Regions from separate parts of the Mus musculus genome. Here region 1 is linked to region 2. Evidence: chromatin loops called from intact Hi-C (ENCODE). Cell type or tissue: heart. All regions are shown on one strand. Each heading gives the region's core, and the rest is flanking DNA. Links, peaks and the distances in the headings are about the cores only.

Evidence for each region. A loop is a pair of places that touch in the nucleus more often than their neighbours do. Peaks named below come from ENCODE experiments on the same cell type or tissue, not always from the same donor. Only the 100,000 strongest peaks of a DNase experiment are listed, where the experiment ranks them.
Region 1: a loop joins it to region 2, with 2.6 times the contacts of the local background. A loop is called at or near these places in 3 of 42 quality-filtered maps.

Annotation. Positions count from the first base shown.
Region 1 is chr5:76,229,429-76,239,729 of GRCm38, forward strand. It overlaps Clock (circadian locomotor output cycles kaput), which reads right to left. Exons shown (of 23, transcript NM_001289826.1): 16 at 7,593-7,734; 17 at 6,854-6,954; 18 at 6,338-6,427; 19 at 1,968-2,120; 20 at 737-931; 21 at 1-135. It also overlaps the pseudogene Ube2n-ps1. Among named protein-coding and RNA genes, the nearest start is that of Tmem165, 51 kb to the left of the region's middle. In heart, for the core only: no CTCF peak of the experiment used is centred there; no DNase peak of the experiment used is centred there.
Region 2 is chr5:75,864,858-75,875,158 of GRCm38, forward strand. No RefSeq gene overlaps it. Among named protein-coding and RNA genes, the nearest start is that of Gm32727, 110 kb to the right of the region's middle. In heart, for the core only: a CTCF peak has its summit at 6,461 (motif pointing right); DNase peaks (open chromatin) are centred at 6,004 and 6,454.

The DNA.
Region 1 (10,301 bases), core at 1,002-9,001, 360 kb after region 2:
AATCTGGACCATGCTCCCAGCTGCAGGCTGGGAAATCACCATCGTATTGTACAGTGGGGCTGTGAGAGTGCTCGGTGTCTGACTTGGAAGAGACGTCTGCTGACTGTGTCCACTCATTACACTCTGTTGACTCTGCTAGAAAAGATCGTATGGAAATTACCTAACAGTTACAGGAGACCACGCCTCTACTACTCACCACTTAGTAATGGTGGCAGAGCAGGAGAGACAGCAACATACATGATTCAGAGAGAAATGACACTGATTTGTACTAACAGACTTAGCCTGGAGTCCTTGATGGAAGGCAAACTAAGACTTTAAAAGAAGCATCTTCATAGCTAGGTAAAATACACACAACGTTGTTGGTTAAAAGCAAGTCAGTGACAGTCACACACTCATGATTTTCAAATGGAGTCACAGATATCCAGTAATGAGCTGCCAGCAACCTACAGACTGAGTAAACTGCCCCTGCTTCCCCAACAGTCTATTCAGTGTTTGCTACTCAGCCTCTTTGGCAAGTCAATGACTTTACATACGGAAAGTATGCGAGCTACAAGAACTTGGTACAATTACTTAACTAAGTCCTTAAACAAATCACAAAACTATCAAATATAAAAATATTTAACAGTAACATATTCTATAAAATTTTTAACCATCAATAGTTTATGCTCTAATTTTTATAAAAAAATAAAGGCTGGTACAACACAGCCTTTTTTAACTAGATATTTTAGTCAATTACCTGAGTTGATGTACTTTGTAAAGTCTGTTGCTGTATCATGTGCTGGCCTGTGCTGATATGTCCACTCTGAACCTGGTTAGCAGGGACAACCTGGCCTTGCATATTTACAGGTGTGAGTTGCTGGATATTAGAATTTCCAGAGGAAAGTTGAACAGAACCAAAATTCAATCCAGGGTTTGATTGCTGCAAAAACATCTTTGAAAACAAAGATCACATTTTAATGAAATTTCTTTGGCAGGCAAGAAGGCTCAATAGGTACAAGTGTTTGCTGCATAAGTCTGACAGCCTGTGGTTGGTTCCTGGATATCATAGTGAAGAACAGATTCTCAAAAGTTATCTTCTGAACCCCGCATATACTCCATGGCACATATATGCACACACACACATACACACACACACACACACACGTACACGCACACACACAAATAATTTTAATTACATTGGGGGGGCATACTGGGAATCAAACTTAGGGCTACAAGCATTTTACCAATGAGCTACATTTCCAGTATAAAAATGCTTTACAGTTAAAAACAAAAACAAACAAACAAAAAACCCCAAAAAACAAACAACCAAAAACAAGAAACAAGACAACAAAAAAAGGGAGACTACTGAAAGAAACCAATCAAAATGAAGTTTAACAGTCTAGTAATAAGTCATTAGAACATTTCATGTGAACGGTGATAGTAGCAATAAAACATGAAGCTACACGTTCACTTCTTTCACTCTCACACACATCAACTGTGTTCCTCAGTGCTCCTCAGAGGGCTGCTGCTGCCAGCTTTGTATCCTTTGCAACTGTGTACAGAAGCCATGCTCAACTAGTTTCCCTTCGGCAAAGCCCTAGTGCCCTAGATGGCCCTGTTGGCTAAGTAGTAAGTGTCTTAGTCAAGTAATAGGAATCATATCTATTGGCATTTTACTAAAACTATTATAAACTCTCTACCTTAGGTGTTCTATAAAATACAATTTTATATTATGGACTTGAACTTATTAAAATTTCGAGTTCATTAGTCTAAAAACTAGTGATCTGATAGAAGTGTTCTTAGCATGAGTGTTTTTAGAGGCTCGATATTATTAAGCAGGTAGCCAATATTTACAGAACTGGGGTAAAAAGACCTCTTGCCTCTGACTTTTCACCAAAAAAAAAAAAAAAAAAAAAAAAAAAAAAGCCAATTTTTAGGAACTCAAAATGTGAAAGAGATTCTCTCTGTGCTCAGACAGAATAAGTTACCTGTAGCCCTTGACCATGGACCATCTGAAGTTGCTCTTGAATTTTCCTTAGTTCTTCTTGCTGCCGATGAATATTTGCCTCTATCATCCGTGTCCGCTGCTCTAGCTGGTCTTTTAGATGCTGCATGGCTCCTAACTGAGCTGAAAACTGAAACTGAAGCAGCACATGGAAAGAGAGTACAACACACTTTAGCTGTGCGGTGTGAGAAACGAGCAGCGGAGTCAGGCGAGAGCTCCTCCCCACACTCCATCTCTGCTCTCAGAACCAGTCTCTGCCTGCAGACCCACGGCAACAGCGCAGAGGCCACTGGGCGAACTGCAAAGGAAGGTGCTCGCCTCTCTTCCACCACAAGTGCCAGTGGGTATCTTCCTGTCTATGGCACTGCAGTGACTAGCAGTTTCTAGCCAGGTGAGCCCCTCCTGGTACACGTGTCCTCCCTCTGACTTACATTAGTGGTTGTTCTCACATTTTCAGTTTTTACCCCCTTCCTTTTTTTTTTTTTTTTTTTTTTTTTTTAGAATAACAAAAAATATTTTACTAAAACATAAGATTTACAGAAGTTTCCAGACAAGCCATACAAAATGGTCACAAGCTTTTTCTTCGTCTTTTCGGGGTGGGGGTGGGGGTGGGGGTGGAGAATCTACACTTGACAGCAAAGTCACAATGTTATTAGTGAGGGCTGTGATGTTTATTTAATGTTCCCATTTTGGTTCAGACAATCAAGCTTGTCCATCTACAGCGTCTAAAGTTAGACTTGGCTAGAGAGCATATTCTAAAAAAACTGGTTAGCTGCATTTAACCACTGCAATTAGATCCTTTAAGAGGGGGGAGGGGGAAGGGGGCCATAAAATTAAAATAAAACTACTTTCCCCCTAAAAATAAAATAACACCCATACCCCTGGCAGCTAACCCTGACAACTACCTTCATTCACAGTGCCTTGTACTTTAACCATGATGGGGAAGGAGTCAAAGCAGAGAGTCCTGCTTCTCAGCATCTCTCAGCAACCAGGATGGTACTTCTAGCCTCTGCTCATGCTTTACAACAGTGAATCAGGACAAGACAGATTTGCTAATGTGCATGTAATCACCAAAGATGAAGATGCCTGGGCTTTTATTCTGTAATGTTTCTAAGACTGTGTCCATTAAATGCAAACAAAAAAAGGAAGAAGTCTTGGCAGAACAGGAGAAGTGGTGTACACTCGATGATCTGATCGACTTAAATATTGTTCATGGCATATAGCCTAGTCCATGCTCTCGCTGTTTCTATGGCTTGGGCTTCGTTGGTCTTCCATTGCTCGGCTACATCATTTGCTAATGGATCATCTGGATTAGGAGCACTTAACAAAGCCTGGATTGATAGCAGAACTGTGCGGATCTGCAGTGCTGGGGACCACTTATCTTTCAAAATATCTAAACATATTCTTCCCAACTTGTCTACATTAGGATGATAAATTTTGGTCATGAAACGTACTTTAGGTGCTGCCATTGGGTATTCTTCTGGAAGGAATAGTTCAAGTTTAAAAGTCCCTCCCTCAAAGGGGGAATCCTGGGGGCCAGCAATGACCACATGAAAATAACGGGCGTTGCTCTCATCTGGTTCTGCTTTAATGCCAGGAACTGGTTCTGCCAGCAAACGCTGGGTTTCCTTGATGATCCTGCGGGGCAGCCCGGCCATCTTGTCAGATCCCGAGTTCGGCCTCTGCTCTTGTCCCTTTTTTTTTAAGTTACAATTTACATCCTGGTAAGGGCACATGCCACTGAATGTGTGTGTAGGTCAGAAGACAACTTGGAAGAGTCAGTTCTGACTCACTCTTGACTGATTACAAGAACAAATTACATTTAGACGGTGTGCGTGTGTGGAGGTGTGATGGCACATTCCTTTATTCTTAGCACTGGGGAGGCAGAGGCAGGCGGATCTCTGTGATGTCAAGGCTAGAAAGTTCTAGGTCAGCCAGGGCTAGAGTGAGCCCCTGTCAAAAAAGAAAAGAAAAAAGAAAAACAACCCGAACTTCTATTGTAGCTTAAGAATTTAGTAGAATGAGTTCTTCAGTTGCTCACTTCACTTGGACATTTTACCAGATGAGAATGTACCCGGACCTGGACTGAATCCATACCAAATTCTGTCATCTCGAGAGTCCCCTCTTTGTGTACATCAGCAGAATTATCCAAAGTTAGGCAGGAGGATCACTAATTCAAGACCTACCTTGGACAAACAGTGAGTTCAAGGTTAGCCTAGGCAACATTTTATGGCCCTGTCTTAAAATAAAAAGTAAAAAGAAAGGGCTTGTGGGCTTATGTATAGTGTTTGCCCAGAATGTTCAAGAACCCAAGTTTCAGTTCCTAGCATCCTCCTTCCTCCCCACATATCAAAATCACTCATCTTCATCTGACTGACAACCAATATTTTATTCTGGTGCTATTCTGAAAAACATATTATACCTTTTATCTATACTATCCTTAGACCAGTTTAAACTTTAGTTTTTAAAGGCTAAGCAATTCTAAGAAATCATGAATGAATTCCTCTACATTGAGGGTTTTCAGTCTTCTGGTTTTTATGTGTAGTCAATGAGCTACAATGTAGACACACTTGATGACACTGCTCACTTACTTCTTCTGTTCTGTGTGACAGCAGAGCGGTTCACGTCACGGAACACCTACTTTCACCTTTCTGCAGTGAGTCGCAATGCCCACCTTACCCTTCCACGGCTACCTTCAGAAAGGTTGTGCTAAATGAGCTAGCTCTTTGTAAAGTTGTGCCAAGGAGACTGAATATTACTTCAGGTTTTTTGTTTTGTTTTGTTTTGTTCTTTGAAAATGGCTTTGCTCTGTAGCCTTGGCTGGATTGGAACTCTCTTTCAGAGACCAGGTTGGCTTTACACTTGTGGTGATCCTCCTGCCTCTGCCTCTGCCTCCCAGGTATTGCACCATCATCTCTGACTTCTGAGTATTACTTTTTAAAGCATAAAACAGCGACTTTTGAAGATGGCAATGACCATCTGATATTACATTCCATTAGGCTTAAGAAACATTATAAAGTTAGTACCTTCAACTTTCTCATGCCTTTTTAAAATGCTAGTTAAAATGTTGTATTTATTTTTAGGTCATACATATATTTTATTGTCACTAAAGTTATTTTTATATGTAAATGTTGTCACAATTTGAAGCATTTCTAATTAAATACAAACCAGAAAAAATAGAAACAAGCAGAGAGTACAGGATAACAAGAACAACTGAGTAAAGTGCATGCTGAATGAGAACAGAACACTGAATGCTTAGCTGTGGGTTTGACACAGTATACATCTCAAGAAAACACCTCTATAAAGATGTTATTGCTAATAACATCCTGAAGTGACACCCTGAGATTAAGGAACAAATAGTATTAAATGTCTACATATTACATAAAAATTCTGTCAATTCTTTAAAATAAGATGTAAAGGTTAAATTTAATATTTAGTAAGAGTACTGTTACAGAGCTTTTAATAGGTTAGTTGGCTAAAAATCAGGATTTAGTGCCACATAAAATAGAAGATTTCCCACTATATTTATTACTATTTAGTAGTGTTCTTAACATTTCTGAAATGTTGAATGAGCCATAAATCACACGAAGGTACACAGTAATGCTTTGAGAATTCCTTTCCTCTTGCCAATTTCAGCATTCACACCTTCTTTGGACTAAGGCCATCTTACATTTCTAAACACCTTTCCTTCTTTTTTTTTTTTTGAGGTTCTCATGTAGTTCAGGCTGATTGTGAATTTACTATATAGTTGAGGATAACCTTGAACTCCTGATTTTTCTGCTTCAACCTCCCACACACAGGTAGACACTACCATACTTGGCCTTTTCCACTTAAGCTGCATTTAAGGCTCCAAATCATGTGTGTAGACTAAATTAACATGGTATTTTAGTTATGTTATTCTTTTAGATCAAGTAGCTTGTTAGTACAGATATGCAAATACTGTCAGCATCCAATATGTGTAACTCAATATATACACAGAACTAAATAAATAGCCCGTGTGCAAATAAATGAATCAATACAGAATATATAGTTACTCAAGTCTTCCAATATCCATAAGGAGGGACAAAATGAACTAGTATATTTCATGTTTAAGATTATCATACCTGTAGGCTGTTGTTATATATAAGATGTTACAGCACAGTAAGCAAGAAGATATAAAACCATCATTTATCTGTGATTCTTTCTAGTAAGGGTCCACCAAAATCATTGCAAATAACAAAAATGTCACTACATATTCTAAATACGTCCAGATTCACTGCCTTTATATGTATTTATATATACATATGTATAAAACTATATTTGCTTAAATGCAATTATCATTTGTAAATGCTCAACTAAAACAAACAAAAATACCTGTGACATGCCTTGTGGAATTGGTAAATTTGCAGCTTGAGACATCGCTGGCTGTGTTAATGATGGACCAACTGACTGGGAGTTTATGGACTAGAAGCAAAATAAAAGATGACAATGAGGTGACGCTCACACTCGTCTTCGAGTACTTCCACCACAATACAATATGATGTGCTTATCACTCACTGACAATCAACCTCACTTTGTTGAGTACAAAGTGAGCTGCCCTTTCTACTCTTCTCTTCTCTTCTCTTTCCCATGGGGCCCAGCTCAGGCCCTTGGATGTACACTCCATGAAAAGTTGAGTGACTGAACTGAAGGCAACTAAAACTGAATAGTAGCTCTCACTTAGCACTGTTTCACAATTAGAAACAAAAGTCTAGCATTTTACTTCAAATATGGAAAAGATTTTGAGTGTCCTATGTCAGCAAAAGATTGATCCTTCCTGAAAGGGTACCGCAGACATCTGTGAGCACACCTGTGGCTCCTGCAAGGCTGTGCAGTTCGCTAAAGGCGTACCTGACTGCTGAAGGACGACCTCCGCTGTGTCATCTTTTCATGAGCTGGCAAATGCTGTCTGGGAGGAGTGCTAGTATCAGTAGGGATCTTTGTCGGTGTGGCTAAAGACAGTCAACAGAGACCAGAATTAGTACTTACAGTATGAATGACTGATCTCAACATATGCTCCAAGGAATAGACAAACTGAGTTAGTTTTTTGTTATTAGATAAAAACTAAATCCATGCCTACAATTTTAACGCCTTTGTAAAGGACAAAGCAACCATGTGAGATAGTAAAACTTGAAGCACAGTTTCTCATCATCCTCAGCACCCTCAAGGGACAGGCTTCCTAACTCCCACACACACTAACAAACGGCCCAGCGTTTCCCTGACAACCATCCATAACTCTAGTTCCACGGGGTGTGAAAACCTCTTTTGACCTCCATGGGGACCGGGCACACTTGGTGCACAGATCACATGCAGTCAAAACACTCATAAATCTTATTTACATGGTTTTACAATGAAAGGTAGAATTTTCTCTGTTTAAGGAATAATTTAAGTAGAGCATTACCACCTACATATCATCCTTTCATCACTTTAACTCTTTTCTAAAGATAATTTGCTTCTCAATGGAAGCTTTACTTCAAAACTGGAAAAGATTATCATTTGAAGATGTGCTTGACAAAAGTACTGATGTCAGCAACACAAGTAACTGAGAAGACCTCTTTGAAACATGCTTGTTTTCAGCTGAGGCACTCACAGGAAGGGTCTGAGACTGCGGTGTGAGATGACTTTCGTGAGCTTCTAGAGGAGGCAGAAGGAGTTGGGCTGTGATCAAACCTTTCCAGTGCTTCCTTGAGACTCACTGTGTTGATACGATTGTCAGACCCAGAATCTTGGCTCTAAGGAGATAAGAGGAACATAAATGCTTTCTTAGTGCTCAATGTAGAGGTCTCAGTACAGTTTTATCAGGGCTGTAGAGGCAGCTAGTGTGTAAAAGCATTTGCCATTAAACCATAAAGGACCTACATTTGAATTCCCAGAGCCCACCCACAGCTGGGTGCAGTAGCATGCCTTTGTAATCCCAAAACTTTTGTGGCAAGATGGGAGGCAGGAACAGCTGGAATCCCCCAAAGTACAAGGGACAGCTAGACTGGGGTGTACAATTGAGAGAGAGAGAGAGAGAGAAAGAGAGAGAGAGATTCAATCATTCTTAGTTTTTGCCTAAAATAAGGCTAAAAAGTATGTGTATGTATGTGTACTAATTAGGAAAAAATATTATTTAATAGTTTGTTTTCATTCTCTATTTAAAAAATAAGAAGACTCAGGTTAGACTTTTGTATTAAGTTCAAAAATTTAACTCAAAGTAGATCAAATATTATGAGCTAAAACTATAAAACTCTTAAAGAAACCAAAGGAAATGGTTTTATGACATTAGAATACCAGTAAACTGGAATTCATAAAGTTAAAAACATTTATGCATCAAAAGACAATGCCAACAGAATAAAAGCAACCCACAAGAATGAGAGGAGGTATTAATACATCAGTATCTGATCAGTACTTAATATCTAGGATATAAAACTCTCTACAAAAACTCAATTATAAAGATGGAAACAGACACATTGCATGTGAAGAGATGCACTTTTGTTTCTTGCTGAGACAAAGTCTCACACTACAAACCATGACCCAGTGACAATCCTCCTGCCTCAGTTTCTAAAAAGCTAAGATTATGGGCATGAACAACTGTACCTAGTTGGCCTGCACCTTTAAACACAACATTGCAAAGGCTATTAAGAGGATCATCTGAGCTCAGCCGGAGCAACACAGCAAAATTCCCTGTCAAGAAAGAACAAAACCCAAAACAAAAAGAGAACAAGGTGGACATGGTGGCACATCAAAAGCCACTTGGGACGCAGAGGCAGGGTGGTCAGGAGTTCAAGGTTATCCTTGGGTACATAATCAGTCCAAGGACAGCTTGGGCCATATGTGACCCTATCAAAAAAATTAAAAATAGCCGGGCAATGGTGGCCCAAGCCTTTAATCCCAGCACTCGGGAGGCAGAGGCAGGCGGATTTCTGAGTTCGAGGCCAGCCTGGTCTACAGAGTGAGTTCCAGGACAGTCAGGGCTACAGAGAAACCAAAACAACAAAAAACAACAACAACAACAAAAAAAACCCAACCAACCAACCAAACAAACAAACAAAAATTAAAAATAAAAAAAAGAGTAATGAATGAGTATTTAAGTAAGAAAATAAAGAAGGTAGAAGGAAAATAAATACTTCTCCAAAGAGGATATAAAACCCTCACCAGATATATTATTCAAACTTACTATCCAGGGAAATACAAATCAAAACCAGTCATGCTACCTCATGTTCTATTAGCATGGCTAGGACCAAACAACCCACGGCAGACACTTGGGTGGACAATCTCTCTTTGAAGCCAGCCTAGTCTACATAACTGGGTTCCTGGCTACTGAGTACTACATAGTGAGACCCTGTATGTAATCAAAACAAAACAAATCAACAACAACAAAACCCCCTACTTCTCAGAAAGCATTCAGTGTGGTAAAGATGAGAAGAAACAGGAATTCTTATGGCTTAGCAATGGGATTGTAAAAATGGTATGGCCTCTACAGAGAATAGTGTGGTAGTTTTCCTCACTTTAACAAAGAGTAACCTACCATATGATCCAGTATTCTATTCTTAGTAAACATCCAAAGAGAAGTGGAAACTAATCTGTATGTCTACCTATGTTCACACTATTTTTTGCAAATAAAAGGTGAAGACAACCCAGTATTTCTCAGACTAATAAGAGGATACACCCATGGCAGACTATTACTCAGCCCCAAAATAAAGGGAAATCTGATACAAGTTATAACTTAATGAACCCTGAGAATATCATACCAAATAAAATTAGCCAACCACAAAGGAACAAATACTGTATGAGTTTGTTCACAGTACTCAGAGCAGCAAATCAAAAACAAACAAACCAACCCTTAGTTGAAAAGAGCTGGAGGGCAAGGACAGAAAGTTGTTTCAGAGTTCACGGTTAGGAGGATGAGGACATTCTGTGCGTGGGCAGGAGTGACAGCTGTGTAACACTGGAAATGCTACAATGCTCAAGTGTGCTCTAAAACCATTAAAATTGTCATTTTATCACACAGTTTTACAAAGTAAGTAACAGAATAAAGATAGTGCTTTATTTCACGAAGTTCTGTAAAATCTTAGGAAGTCACCACTTGCTCCAAATCTTCCATTTTGCCATTTCCCCAGATGTCACTCTGTACATGAACTACCTACCCACTGCCCTATCCGTTCCTATTATCTTCCCATGACCCTTTCCTTAAACCTACCTCAGTCACTCTGTCTCTGCTTTGGAACAGTAAACACTGTAGCATGTATAAGCAGTATAGACTAAAATGACAACTTAAACCATGCTTCCTGTTCCTATACTATAGCTCACAGGCTCA
Region 2 (10,301 bases), core at 1,218-9,217:
GACTACTTCTATTTCCTTAGGAGTTATAGGACTGTTTAGATGGTTTACCTGATCTTGATTTAGCTTTGGTATCTGTCTAGAAAATCATCCATTTCATCAAGATTTTCCAATTTTGTGGAGTACAGGCTTTCGAAGTATGACCTAATGGTTCTTTGAATTTCTTCGGTGTCCGGTGTCCTTTTTATTTTTGATTTTGTCAAATTGGATACTGTCTCTCTGTTGGCCCCTTGCCAGCAGGTCCAGGTGAGAAGAGAGAACCTGATCTAGCCAGATCTGTCTGGGGCTGAGTAGGATGGTGAATGTCCAAAAGAAACACACCAGGCAGAGAGTCTTGTTGAAGCAGGAACTCAACTTTATTGTACCAGCCCCTCGCTTATATAAGTGCGGGGTATAGGGAGGGGGATTTTTGTTGGGGTAAAATGACATAGGAGGCAGAGAAGGGTAACAGAGGGTAAGGGGCAACTGACAGGGCCAATGGCAAATCTTCACATCAGCAATGGTGGGGCAGAGGCGGGGCCAAACAGGTCTTGCTGAGTGACCCCCACACGGAAGTGACTGAGATAGGTCTCAAAACTCAAGCCAGGCTTACGCTCTCCCACAAGGCCACAGAAACTCCAGCCAGGCTCGGGTTTGTCCTCAAGGCCCAAAACAGAGCCAAAATGGGGCCCAACATCTCTCTGCCTTTTAGTTTGGCTAAGGGTTTGTCTATCTTGTTGATTTTCTCAAAGAACCAGCTCTTGGTTTAGTTGATTCTTTGTACTGTTCTCTTTGTTTCTAAGTGATTGATTTTAGCCCTGTGTTTGATTATTTCCTGCCACCTACTCCTCCTGAGTGTATTTTCTTTCTTTCTTTTTTTTTTTTTAATTCTAGAGCTCTCAGATGTACTTTTAATTTGTTAGTATGAGAGCTCTCCAATTTCTTTATGAGGGCACTTAGTGCTATGAACTTTCCTCTTGGCACTGCTTTCACAGTGTCCCATTAGTTTGGGTATGTAGGTCCCTCATTTACATTGAATCCTAGAAAATCTTTAATTTCTTTCTTTATTTCTTTCCTGACCCAGTGATCATTGACTAGAGAGTTTTTCAGTTTCCATAAATATGTAGGCTTTCTATTGTTTCTGTTGTAGTTTCAGTCCAGCTTTAATCCATGGCAATCTGATAAGATGCATGGTGTTATTTCAGTCTTCTTGTATCTGTTGAGGTTTGCTTTGTGAATGATTAGATGGTCAATTTTGGAGAAGACTCCATGAGATGCTGAGAACAAGGTATATTCTTTTGTGGTTGGGTGAAATGTCCTTTGGTCATCTGTTAGGTCCATTTGAATCATAAACTCTGTTAGTTACTTTATTTCTCTGTTTAGTTTCTGTCTCCATGATCTGTCCATTGGTGAGAGGGTTGAGGTCTCCCACTATTAATGTGTCACATTCAATGTGTGACTTAAGCTTTAGTAATGTTTCTTTTACAAATGTGGGTGCCCTTGCATTTGTGGCATAGATGTTCATCATTGAGATGTCCTCTCAGTCAATGTTACCTTTCATGAGTCCTTCCCTGTCTCTTTTGATTACTTTCAGTTGGAAGTCTATTTTATTAGATAGTGGAATGGCTACTCCAGCTTATTCCTCAGATCTATTTACTTAGAAACCCTTTTTCCATCTCTTTATATTGAGATAATGACTATCTTTGTTGCTGAGATGTGTTTCTTGTATACAGCAGAATGATGGATTCTGTTTACCCATCCATTCTGTTAGTCTGTGTCTTTTTACTAGGGAATTGAGTACATTGATATTGAGAGATATTAATGACCATTAATTGTTACTTCCTGTTATTTTTATATTGGTGGTGGTTAAGCATGTGTGTGTGTGTTTCTCTTCTATTGGTTTTAATGGTGTGAAATTCTTTATTTACTTTATTTACTTTTTTTTTTTTTTTAGTATAGTTAGTCTCACTGGGCTGGAGTTTTCCTTGTACTATTGTACTATTCTCTGTAGGGCTGGGTTAGTGGAGAGGTATTATTTGAATTTTGTTTTGTCATGGAATATCTTGTTTTCTCTATCTACGGTGATTGAAAGTTTTGCTGGGAATAGTACTCCGGGATGACATCTATGGTCTCTTAGGTTTTTTCAAGACCTCTGCTCAGGCCCTTGGAGCTTTTAGAGTCTCAGATGAGAAAGCAGGTGTAATTCTTCATTTATATGTTACTTGGCCTTTTCCCCTTATAGCTTTTAATATTCTTTCATTGTTATATATATTTAGTCTTTTGATTATTATGTGATGGGATGGTTTTCTTTTCTGGCTCAATCTGTTCTGTAAACTTCTTGTACCTTTATAAGCATCTCTTTGTTTAGGTTAGAGAAATTTTATTCTCTGATTTTGTTGAAGATATTTTCTGGACCTTAAAGCAGGAATAATTCCTCCTCTTCCTCCTCTTCCTCCTCCTCCCCTTCCTCCTTCTATTATTATTCTTAGGTTTGGTCTTTTCAAAGTATGCCAGATTTCCTGGATGTTTTGTGTCATGGACTTTTTAGATGTTTAATTTTCTTTGATTGATATATTGAGTTCATCTATCATATCTTCTAGAGCTGAGATTCTCTCTTCCATCTCCTGTATTCTGTTGGTGATGCTTGTGTCTATATTTCCAGTTCTCTTCACTAGGTTTCTATCACCAGAATTGCCTCAGTTTGTATTTTCTTCATTGCTTCCATTTCCCTTTTCAGGTATTAGACCATTTTATTCATATCCATCACCTGTTTGGTTGTTTGTTTTTTTCCTATATTTCTTTATACTTATTTGCTTCCTCTTTTAATACATCTACCTGTTTAAATGTGTTCTCCTGTATTTCCTTAAGAGATTTATTCATGTCCTCTTTGAAGTCCTCTTTAGAAGCTTGGATTTAAGATCCTCTTCTTGTGGTTCAGTTTCATTAGGATATCCAGGGTTTGTTGTAGCAGGATAGCTGGACTCTGGTGGTGCCATTTTGCCCTGTATCTTGTTGACTGCATTCTTATGCTATCTTTTAGGCATCTTGTTTTCCCTGGTGTTGACTGGATAATCCTGATAGCAGCAGGACTCTGCTGGCTGTCCCAGGCAGACTCTCTGTGGTGGTAGGCAGATCCAACTAGGAGAGGTAGTTGGGCACAGTTTCAAGCTGCTTAGTTTTGGGGCCCCTGAAGGTTTCCACAGGGAGGCAGGGCACTCTTGGGTTCCCTCAAGGCTCCTCTAGACCAGGGAGCAAGGCCAGAGCTGGACAATGAAGCTCCAGTGATGGCTCACACCACTCACCTCTGTCCAGTCCATATATTTTGTTGTCTACATTTTCATGATTTATTCAGTCTTAAGTCTTTCTATTCACCTTATTTTAAAGTATGCTTATTTTAAACATGGCTATTTAAGCATATGCCATTTTTACATGTATGAAGTTATTAGAAAACCTAGAAAAGGTGTGGCATTCTTTGAAACCTTGTATGTTTTAGATATCAAACCTTGATCAGATGTCTAACTGGCAAAGATTTTTCTCCCCTTCTGCAGGCTGTCTTGTCACTTGGTAAACTGTTTTCTTTGCTGTGTAGAAACATTTTGATTTCCTGGGGAGAAGAATTTTATTTCATTCTAAGGGTTTAGAAAACATTTAAATAAACCAGGAGAAAATGTCCAAAAATTAGGGAATGAGATGCCAAAGTAGATGCAAGGAGGCACTGAGCACAAAAAAATAGACAAGACCAGAAAAGAGCACACCCTTGTTCACATGATAATTAAACCACTCAGTACATTGAACAAAGAATGTATATTGAAGCCAACAAGAGAGGAAATGCATGTAAAGCCAGATCCATTAGAATAACAGCAGATTTCTCAATAGAAAATTTAAAAGTCAGTCAGACTTGAAATTGTGTACTTCAAATCCTGAACTATAATAGTGAACAATCAAGAAGACTGTTATACCCAGAAAAACTATCTGCCGTAATTGAAGGAGAAATTGAAGGGTGAATGCAGGCTAAAGAAACTCACGACCACTAACTCTACAGAGGATACTAGACAGAGTCCTTCAGAGTGAGGAGGTATAATAAGCACATCACAAGGCTTCAGCAAGGAACAAGGGACTCTTTCCTGCCTCCTCACAGCTTGTCCCTTCCTTAGGATGAAATCATTGAGAGGACAATGACACTGCCCTCCGCTGGGACATGGCTTGAATCATCCATATGTGTTGAATAAGTGAATAATGAATAGCTCATTGTGGAAGATTTAAGATGTATGATGCTTTCCTTTGGGAACATTAAGCTTTTCTTTTAAAGGCCTGAATCCAGGTCCCCAGAGACTATTACTAACACAACCATTTCTCTAGAGAGACATTTCCTTTACCTGTCTTTCTCAAATGTGGATCCCTGGGTTCTATGTGCAAAATTGCACACATCCAATCTGCATAAGATTATGCACTCTCTGAGCCCCATTGGAACCAGACTAGATAAAGGATGTGAATGAAAAACCTGGTAATGCCCCCCCCCCCCATGGCTCCTCCATACCATTTATCCACCAGCCTGCTAAGGAAAAGGCTGTACTTTTGAGACAAAATCCAGTACACCTTTCTCCTCACCTGGTGTCAAAACCTGCATCTTAGGGGCTTCGGAAGAGTGTTTCTACCTGTGGCTCGAGCCTGGCTACTCTGATTCTTTCCAGGCTATAGCCTCTAGGTTCCAGAAATTTCTCTGGAGATAATCATGGGGGAGTAGAATGTGCTGTATTTATAAAATGATGAAAACAATTTTTCCACACAGTGTATGGCTAACATGCCAGTAAAGCTTGCCTGGCCAGTCAGATGCTCCCACTCCGACCCCCTTACTCTGCCAAGCTTTTCAGAAATTTAATTAAAAATGGCTTTGATGGTGTGTATCCAAGGGAAACCAAGTCCTGGGGTTAACTATGGGATAAATGAATACTTAAACGGGCTGCTACGATGAAGGAGGGCACAGGAGTGTTTAGAGACACTGGAACACTGCATGTCAAAATATAGCCAATGGCATAAAGAATGTGTCGGGACAGACATTTCTTTGAAGCAGAAAATATGAAATCATAGAAATGAAAACATTTCATCCAATATACTTTTTTTTTCCTTTTTGTTTTGTTGTGACAAAGTGTCTATTTGACACAAACATAAACTTCTCATCTGGAAGCTGAGAAAAATGCCTCTAGAAGACTGGCCTATAGAGAAGTCTCTGGGGTCTTTTCTTGATTACTGATTGATGTGGGAGCACCCAGGTCCCTGTAAGTGCTGCCACCCTGGGCAGATAATTTCATTCGAGTTGTCTAAGAAAGCAGACTAAGAAAGCCCTGAGCAACAAGTTAGTTAGTTAGCAGTATTCCTCCTCGGCCCCTGCTTTAGTCTCTGAATCCATATTCCTGCCTTGAATTCCTGCCCTGACTGCCTTCGGGGACTGAGTATGGTCTGGGAGGTGTAGCTGAAATAAACCCTTTACTCCCCAAGATGCTTTTGGTCATGGTACTGCAATAGAGACCCTAACTAAGACGTGGGGTCTAACTTGTAGCCCAGGCTGGCCTCAAACCTTTGGCAATCTTCCTGCCTCAGCCTCCTGAGGGGTGTGTTTCTAGGTGCACGCCACCATACACACCAAACACAACCTTTTAAAGGAGGGAGTCCCTCAAATATTACTTAACATTGCTCGTCCTTACAGCCTCCCGTGTTAAGCATTCTGTGATCTAAATGCCAGTAATGATGGTTGTTTAAGTAATCTTTGTTTATATACTTTAGTCGACTCTCACACAATTCTCCAAAGTGTCTCTGTGTATATTGCCTTGGACTCGAATTATGTTTTGTGAGAAGAACACGGCCTGCGTTCAACTTGAGCAGGTTAATATTTCAATTAACATGAAGTTTGGCAGAGATTTAATCCTTCTGTGGGTCAATTTGTGATACTATAAAACGGAGCTAGGGCTATTAGATTGCTGTGAGGGCTGGATGAGCTCATACACGGTAGTGTTTGCCAATCACCATCTGGTGTGAATAAGGCCAGGGATGGGGTGGGGAGGGACAGGGAGATAGTGGGGGGATGGCGACAAGGAGGGGCAGGGACAGGGTTGGGGGACAGACGGGAATCAGAAGCGAGGCGCCGAGAAATTCAGCATCAAAATAATATTTCAATGACGTATTTGAAAAAAAAATAAAAGTGATGCGAGGAAAACCCATCACGAGTGACAACGTACCCGAAGCATGAGCCCTGGGTCTGAGAACGAGAACGCTACCATCACGTGTTTGATAAAGGTACAAGGCAAACACGGGGCCCCCAACCGGTCCCTGTCAACTGCTTTCCAGGAGTTAGCTTCTGAGCTGTGATGCTCTGCTCCTCTTCCTCCCTGTCCAGCCAGAAGCTGTTTCCTCCCTGCCTTTGCCTCCACTCCAGCTTTCTCTTCATGACCTCTCCCCGACCTTTCTTTCTTCACGTTCCCAGATTCTCCTGTAGGGGGCGCTGTAGTTCTTTGCTTGGATAGAAGAATGCTAACCTCAGTTTTCTTGGTGCTCTAGAAGGCTGTTCCAAATACTGTCCAAAGTGACTTGACACTGCAAAAGGCAGGCAGCCCGGCCTCTGATGTGGGATACTCATGCACCAGCCATCCAGTCCGATGGCAAACTCATGTGAAAAGCGTGCAATGTCAGAGAAACAAAAAGACAACCAATGTTTATAAGCTATATGAAGCAAGATGAGAAGTCTAGATCCTATGTCCTTGCCAGAGAATTCCTCCAGGGTCTTCTCTTTTGCTTCAAGAATGGGGACAAACCACCTTATTGTCATTGCCACCATCAAATCCCTGTTTCAACCAGTGCGAGCTGCAGTTTACTGGCTGTTGATTAACATACTGGATTTCATTCAGTCAGTACAATATTCTTTGTAGACAGGAGTTACTAGCCCACTTACCAATCGAGAAAGTCAATATTAGAGAGCTTCTTATAGCTAGGATTAATTCTTGCACATTTGTTCACTTAATATACATAGGAAGTATATGTATATGTGTGTGTGTGTGTGTGTGTGTGTATACTTTATATATACATATATTTTATACTTTATATATACATATATTTTATACTTTATATATGTATATATGCTTTATATATTTTATATATGCATATATACTTAAACATACATTTATATGTGTATATACATATATACTCTATGTATGTATTTATATTTTACATATATGCTTATATGTGTGTGTGTATGGCATATGCATCTCTGGATTCTAAAACAGTCCATTTGAACATTAGGGGTTGAATGTTCAAGTGCTTCCAAGGTTCATCATAAAATATAGTTCCCCCAAGCCACAGAATTGGGAGTGGGCAGGAGGCCATAAGAACTCCATCTGCTTTGTGAGTGTGTACATTAGCTCCTTCTGAAGACTCGACCTGTCTGTCCCTTCTGCCTGTCGTATGAAGATGTGAACTCCTTCCTTTCAGAAGATGCCGTCGGCATTAATGATGCTGGAATCTGAGGCAGAGCAGAACCCTAACTAGACACCACAGCTATCAGCCTTGACGTTGGGCTTCCAGCCTTAAGAACTGAGAAATAAAATGTCCATTGTTAGTAAATCAGTTGGTTCAGAGTGTCTGGCTACACAAATGGATGAAGCTTGTTGAGGTAAACAGAAGACAGATCCATAAATGATATGTTGAAGCTCACAGAATGCCACAGAGATGTGACTATTGTCCACAGGAACAAAACCTAGAGTCATCACAGATCAAGTCTGATAGGAGACCTGTCCGGGGCTCTGGAAGAGAGCACATCAGGACTGCAGCCACTAGACCTTCCTCAGTCCCATGTTACCTTCTCTAGAGACCTACTCTCTCATTCTTGTTGCTATGTGCTGTTAGCGTCTACCCTGAAACTTCCGCTGATGTATTGGTTTTGGAAGTGTGAGTCATCTGTCCACACTCTAGCTATGTGGAATGAAGAAGTATAGCTATCTACAGACTTCTACAAAAAGAGGGCATCTGGCTCTCCAAGGAGGGCTCATCTCAACATCTGAGCAGGAACGTCAGATGCTGGTACATCTAGAGGAATGACAGGTGACCACTGAGTCTTTGCCCTTCAGTCACTTACACCTTGACAGAAGAGAAAAATGCACACAAATGACCACACTACATAATAGATGCCCACAGAATGACCCCGACAAAGAATAATGCTTCCTGATAAGGTTGGGGGCCCATTCTGGCTGGAGATAGCACAGATTTAACAAAAACATCAGATGTGGAGAGATAGCTCAGTCAGTAAAGTGCTTGTGCTGTGTACACATGAAGACCTGGGTTAGGATTCCCAGTACCTACACAAAGGCCACACATAGTGGTATCCCATCTGTAATGCTAGTATGCAAGGAGCAGAGACAGTCGAATCCCTGAGGCAACCTGGTCAGCCACACTAGCCAGTGAGCTCCAGAGTCAGTGAGAGATTCTGCATCAAAGTAAATAATGAGGTGGAGAGCAACTGAAGAAGACAGGGCAGACACCTCCAGCCTCCACATGCACGTACACACACACATCACATGCATATTTGGGAATGTGTACACATTATATGTCACATATATGCACATACCATACGTGCACACTAAGGAAGGTACCACACACCCACAGGATCTCAAGTAATAGTAGAATTTGCAAGGATAACTAAGAATAATGGAAAGAACAGGACACGTAGACACAGATGCACAAGAGGTGCTGGCGGCGAGTAATGATCACTTACAGTCTACGACACAGTAGACTGCCTCACACAGCAGTGAGACCACAGAGGCCAGGCTAAGGCTATGGCCACAGTACAGGAAGAAGGAGCAGACTTGGGAAAAATTGCAAAGGGAGGGATCAGTTGGGCCCCTTCAATGGCTAGACTTCTTCACTGGTATCTGGGAATTGTTTGGGGCCATTGATCTCTTCCATCAGACAGGAGCTTCCCTGAGGCAGGGACCATGTCTGCCATCCCTCCCTCTCATATATGCAGGGCCCTCTACAGCTCTGGGTTCAGAGAATGAATTAAGTAGATACTTACTGAAGCGGGGGGGGGGGGAGATCATTTGATTCCCAAACAGAACACAGTGATACACAGTTAGAACAAGGGATCGGAGAAAGCGAAGATGACCACAGGTCTTTTCCACATCCTGAATTTGAGGACTGAAGGAACAACTTGGGGGGCATCTTTGAATGTATTTTGAAAGGTGAGCAAAAATCATTTCTAATCTATCATACAATCAAGCGGGTGAACCTGTTCTGTGTATATGTGTGCTATGGTTAATGCATAGCTAACATTCATTGCAACAGTGGGGTTTTACATATACAATGTACCAGTCCTGACTGTACAGTAGAAGGACCAATGTTCCCTAAGGAGCTCTGTCCCCGCACAGTTATAGTATGAAATATAAGCGTGGACGTACAACCCAGATTGAGAGAAGAAAAGAATTTACATAGAAGATGCAGCCCTGAGTCCCTGTGGTCCACAAGGAGATGCCCCCACAGAAAGGACATATGATAACGTATTCTTTAGGCTTATAACCTGTTCACATCAAGAGGTGACTAGTTTCTCAGTCAGAGGGTTGTTATCCATCTTTCTGTTCTGGGGACACTTGGCCTAAGTAGGTTTGGAGGCTGCTGGGAGCATGGGATTTAGGGAATAACAGGAGGCTGGACAGGCCACCCAGCTCACTTGGTGACTGCAGCCAGATAACAGGGAACCTTTTTAAAATGTTCTGGCTGTGCTGGCCAGCACAAGAAGACCAGCTTCCCTGCAGTTAACTTCCTCTCCAGTGAAGGATTCCTGTTTGCTCTGTCTCTCTGGAACTCACTTGGAAATGAAACTGAATTTGCGTTACAAACTAAGCACAAATAGGGACTGCATTTCAGGAAGGGGGAGCCACATTGGCATTTATATCAGCGCTTCCTACGAGCCTTCACGTTGTTACCAGACCCAAAAAGTCCCATGGATACTCACAGCTTCCCTGTGTCGGTCTGTGAATGGGGCCCCAGAGGCCCAGAGTGGGACTGTGGCACAGGCCAGCACCTCTGTAGAGGGCACTGTGCAGTGAAGACTCTGGGATAGGATTACACACACCTTGCCCATCGGTCAGAGAGAAGCTTGAAGCTTGAAGCTATTGTCACACCTGAAGTTTCCACTTCAGAGATGTAGGAACCCAGGATATTCTAGTTTCCATGAAAAGGAATTTTCCCCTAGCAGACAATAACACCTCTGAAGATGACTATATCTCTTTCTTTGTTTTGACTCCTAGCAAGTTCTGCGGCAAAAGAATTACTATGTTTTTCTA